2 separate regions of the Homo sapiens genome follow, and region 1 is linked to region 2. The links are chromatin loops, found by intact Hi-C in ENCODE. Cell type or tissue: B cell. All regions are shown on one strand. Region 1 overlaps LOC105374102 (a long non-coding RNA gene). Region 2 overlaps EFCC1 (EF-hand and coiled-coil domain containing 1).

Evidence for each region. A loop is a pair of places that touch in the nucleus more often than their neighbours do. Peaks named below come from ENCODE experiments on the same cell type or tissue, not always from the same donor. Only the 100,000 strongest peaks of a DNase experiment are listed, where the experiment ranks them.
Region 1: a loop joins it to region 2, with 13 times the contacts of the local background. A loop is called at or near these places in 14 of 110 quality-filtered maps.

What each region holds. Positions count from the first base shown.
Region 1 is chr3:129,232,772-129,235,271 of GRCh38, forward strand. LOC105374102 (a long non-coding RNA gene) reads left to right here. Exons shown (of 3, transcript XR_924473.3): 2 at 564-718. Among named protein-coding and RNA genes, the nearest start is that of COPG1, 16 kb to the right of the region's middle. RefSeq lists an enhancer at 1,004-1,123. In B cell, no CTCF peak of the experiment used is centred here; a DNase peak (open chromatin) is centred at 990; H3K27ac peaks cover 1,511 bases.
Region 2 is chr3:129,015,126-129,017,625 of GRCh38, forward strand. The region is part of intron 2 of EFCC1 (EF-hand and coiled-coil domain containing 1); the gene reads left to right. It also overlaps a transcript of CFAP92 not described here. Among named protein-coding and RNA genes, the nearest start is that of EFCC1, 15 kb to the left of the region's middle. RefSeq lists enhancers at 801-1,308, 1,022-1,131, 1,152-1,201, 1,879-2,380 and a silencer at 1,982-2,141. In B cell, a CTCF peak has its summit at 1,501; DNase peaks (open chromatin) are centred at 786, 1,416 and 2,196; H3K4me3 peaks cover 1,202 bases; H3K27ac peaks cover 2,040 bases.

The DNA.
Region 1 (2,500 bases), 220 kb after region 2:
TATTTAAAGTTAATTCCAAAGCTAAGGAAACTGGTTTAAAACTATCACCTCAGCTAGACTGTGGCCATTATGCGGGTAGAGATTTTGCCTGACTTGTTTATTTTTATTATATATATATATATTTTTTTTTTTTAGAAGGCGTCTTACTCTGTTGCTCAGGTTGGAGTGCAGTGGCACGATCTCGGCTCAACTGCAACCTCTGCCTGCTGGGTTCAAGCAATTTTCCTGTCTCAGCCTCCCGAGTAGCCGGGACTATAGGCGCACGCCACTATGCCTGGCTAATTTTTGTATTTTTAGTAGAGATGGGGTTTTGCCATGTTGGCCAGGCTGGTCTCGAACTCCTGACCTCAGGTGATCCACCCACCTCAACCTCCCAAAATGCTGGGATTACAGGCATGAGGCTCTGCACACAGGCTTGTTTCTGGTTTTATTTTTGTTTAATTTTTTTAAAGGAATCACTTCCTGGCTGGGAATTGAACCCAGACTGCTGCAGTGAAAGAGCATAATGTTAGCTACTGGCCCACAGCATGAGACTCCCGGTCCTGTTTGTTGCTCATCCCCAGATACGCAGCCTGGTCTACAGGAAGAATTCTATGTATATTTGCTGAAGAGACAAAGAAGGATGTGGATGAATTGGATGTGGAGAATGAGAGGAAAGAAAATGTCAAGGATGGCTCTAATTTCTGGCTTATGCAACTGAGTGGTGCCATTGAGAGAGGTGAGCTGGTCTGCAGGGACTTGGAACAGGTTGATGAGTCTGGTTAGGGAAACGTGGAGTTAGGAAATCAGTTCCTATGTTGTGCTGTGTTGGGAGCTCTGGGCTGGGTGGTGGATCTAGATTTAGGTGTCATCAGCACACCAGTGGTAGGTTGGTTGAAAGTGATTGAGATCACCCAGGGAAGCTTGCTGAGTGAGAAGAGGAAGTCTAGGGCTGAGCCGTAAGCAAATGCCAACATCCAATGGGCAGCAGGAAGGACCCTGCAAAACAGTGTGAGATGCAGCAGGCAAAAAAGGGAAGTGAGAAACCAGGGCAGGTGACCTCCGGAAGCCGAGGAAAAGAGAAGAGGGTACCATGTGGTACTTGTAAGCATCACAGGGCTGGAGCAAGCTTTTTTTTTTTTTTTTTTTTTTTCCTTCTCTTTGGTCTGCATCATCTTGGCATGCACAATTTCTTTTCTTTTTTTTTTTTTTTTGAGACGGAGTCTTGCGCTGTCGCCCAGGCTGGAGTGCAGTGGCATGATCTCAGCTCACTGCAACCTCCGCCTCCTGGCTTCAAGCAATTCTCCTGCCTCAGCCTCCTGAGTAGCTGGGATTGCAGGTGCATGCCACCACGCCTAGCTAATTTTTTTGTATTTTTAGTAGAGACAGGGTTTCACCGTGTTAGCCAGGATGTTCTCCATCTCCTGACCTTGTGATCTGCCTGCCTCGGCCTCCAAAGTGCTGGGATTACAGGCATGAGCCACCACACATGGCCGCAATTATTATTATTATTATTTTTGAGACAGAGTTTCGCTCTGTCGCCCAGGTTGGAGTACAGTAGAGCAGTCTTGGCTCACTGCAACCTCTGCCTGTCAGGTTCAAGCGATTCTCCTGCCTCAATCTCCCAAGTAGCTGGGACTACAGGCATGCGCCACCACGCCTGGCTAATTTTTGTATTTTGAGTGCAGACAAGGTTTCACCATGTTGGTCAGGCTGTTCTCTGAACTCCTGACCTCAAGTGATATGCCTGCCTTGGCCTCCCAAAGTGCTGGAATTATATGTGTGAGCCACCATGCCTGGCCTGCATGCACAATATTTTAAAACATGTTGAGTCTGTTGCCAAAAATTTAAAAATCAGAGTATTTCTTTTGAAATCTCCATTTCCAGTTTCTCTGGAAAAATCTCAAGATTGGCCATTCTGGGCCTGAATTCCTGCATACCAACAGCCAGGTGCAGTGACTCACAGCCGTCCCGTTACCTGAGGTGTGCACTCTCCTATTTGCCTCAGTCCCTACCTCTCTCTATCGTATCCCTGCCACCAGAGGCCTAACAGATATTATTCACCATCTCTCTTGCATTACTGCTTTTCTTCTAGTAAAGTTAAGAGAAGGGAGAGGACTTCTTAAGTTTATGTTACTGTTGAAAGTGAGAAAATGGTACACCCCTATAGTCCCAGCTACTACAGAGGAGGATCCTTGAGCCTGGGGGTTGGAGGCTGCTGTGCCCTATGATAGTGCCTGTTAATAGCACTCCAGCCTGGGCAACATAGCAAGATCTTGATTCTTACAAAAGAGACAGAAAAAAAAAAATAAAGTGGGAAAATGAAAGATAGACAGAGACAGTAAGTATCTCTTGAAAAATAGGAGGAAGCATATTTCTTTTTTTGTCATTGTTGTTGTTGTTGTTTGAGATAGGGTCTTTGTCACCCAGGCTGGAGTGCAGTGGGGTGATGACGGCTCACTGTACTCTTGACCTTCCAGGCTCAGATGATCGTCCTACCTCAGCCTCTTAAAAAGCGTAT
Region 2 (2,500 bases):
CCTCCTCTGGTGACCATCATGACTGTGAGTGACCAGGCCCTTTCCCATCCTCTCCTGCAGCCACACTGACCCTCCAGGGCTCCCCTTCTCAGGCCCTTTGGGCATACGGCTCCCTCCACCATCCCCAAGCCTACTCCTGACCAATCCACATTCACCCTTCAGGTCTTGCCAGACCCCAACTCTTTAGGGAGGCCCCACCTCCATCTACAGCCTCTTCCTAACGTCTTTCACGGCCCCTGGACTTTTCTGTCCTTCATGTATTTTTGTGATGACTTCATTGAGGTCTGCTCCTTCGGGGGGGGAGGTTGCGGGGTAAGCTCTGTGAGGTCAGGGGCCATGCCATTGCTAAGGACAGTGGCTGGCTCAATACTTCATCCTTCGGTGAATTAAAGAACCAAGTCAGCAGCTTGGGCTGGCAGGGCCTTAGAAGTCACCCAGCCCAGGCTGACACCCTGCACGGCGCCCCCGAGAGCTGAGTGTCCGTGTCTGCTCGCACACTCCTGTTGCACCCTTCCCACCGCCATCCCCTGCTCAGTAAAGTTGGGGGGGTTCCCGAATTCAGGTAGGGACCAGAGAGGAGTCACAGAGGACCCCTGAGGACTGTCCCCCCACCCCTTGTGATTTATTTTCCGCCCTTCCTCTGCTGCATCCCGCCCCCCTACCCCAAGCTGTTCTTCCTGCTGTTGTTCTCTTGTTTTCACATGTTGCTCTCTGTTTCCTGTAAGGCTGCTTCACTCAGGAAACGCCATGCAGCAAAGGAAGCCGCTGTGTGCGAACCTCCAGGACCTCCCAGAGTAGGTGCTGCAGCGTGGCCGTGGCCTGATGGCCCAAAGTAGCCTGGCTGGGTTCTGAGGGACCTGTCAGCTCTGCAGCTTCCTGAGACTTGCTGAGTCACTGAGCGGCTCAGAGCATAGGAAGCAGAGAGAAAAAGACAGCAGTGACATTTTTCATCTATTCCAGAATAAACTGAGCCCAGGCGGTGTAATGGGCTTTTGATGCGTCCCCCTGGCTTTGATGTGATGCCTTGACCGCTCCCTTGGTTACAGCAAGTTAACCGGTCAAACACTAAGCTACAGTTGCTGTACAGGTATTCTGCATATGGATTAAAGTCTGTCATCAGTTGACTTTAGGTAAGGGACATTATCCTGGCTGGTCTGGGTGGGCTTCAAGAGCCAAACAGGCTTCTGTGTGAAAGAGAAGTTCCACCTGTGGACAGAAGGGTGTGGAATCCATCTACAGCCAGGCCTACAAGCTGTAGCTCTTTCTGAAGGACTTTATGACAAGGAAGTGGGCTGTGTGATTGTGGGGGCTGGCTAAGCAAGCCTGAAGTCCACAAAAGGGAAGCTGGCAGGCAGGTGGAGCTCATGGGCACGCCCGTGTCTAGAGCCTCTGGGGAAGCCCATAAGCCGTGCCCGTGAGCTCCACCTGCCTGCCAGCTTCCCTTCTGTGGATTCCAGACTCATTTAGCCAGCCCCCGTGATCACACAGGCCACCTGCTTGTCATAAAGCCCTGGAGACAGAGCTACAGCTGCAGGCATGGCTGTAGATGGATTCCACACACTGGCCCCACTTCTCTGGTCAAACCCTGACTCGTACAGGGCCTGAGGCAGGAGGGGGCGGAACTGATTAAGGAACAAAAGCTAACATTTTTGAGCACTCACTGGGTGTTAGGCACTGCACTAAGGACTTTATCTGTACAACCTTATTGCACTCCCAAGCAGTGCTGTGAGTGGTTTATCAGTGATGATGCTTTATGCTGCAAGAACATAAAACCCAACTCAGAATGGCTTAAACCACAAGGACATTTATTATCTCATGTGAGAAGTCCAGGGGAGAGCAGTTCCTTGGCAGTTCAGTAAAGTTTTCAAGGACCTGATTCATCTTCCACTCTGTTTTCCTCAGCTTGTCATTTTGGCCTGTCAGCAAGGACCCCTCATGGTTGCAAGAGAGCTGCCATGGCCTCAGGCATCACTGCCATATCCACGGGTCCTCCTGGCAGACTTCCCCTCACCTCTCTTTGGCCAGAATTGCATCACATGCCTGTTTCTAAACCAATCTGAAGGAAGCTTCATGATTGAGGCTTCGTGAAGGCGGCTTCATGATTGGCTCAGGCCAGTCAAGTCTCTCTGGGAGCACAAGGCCACAGTCGGGGTTGAGCTGACAGCAGATGGGGTGTGGTTGTTTGGATGGCTGAATTTGGTTTCTATCACAACCATAGCCGATCACCACACTCTTAGTGACTTGAAACAACACCCACCTGTGACCTCATAATTCCGTAGGCCGGAAGTCCAGGCGGGCGTGGCGGGCTTCTCTGCACAAGCTCGCACAAGGCCGAAAGCAAGGCACCCTTGGCCGGGTCTGGACCCCCTGGGAAAGCCCGTTCCAGTGTTGGCAGAATCCAGCTCCTTTTGGCCGTGGGACCGAGGCCCTATTTCCTTGCCGGCTGTCAGCTGGGGTTGCTCTCTGCATTCCTTCACCCACATTGCTTTCATCTTCCAGC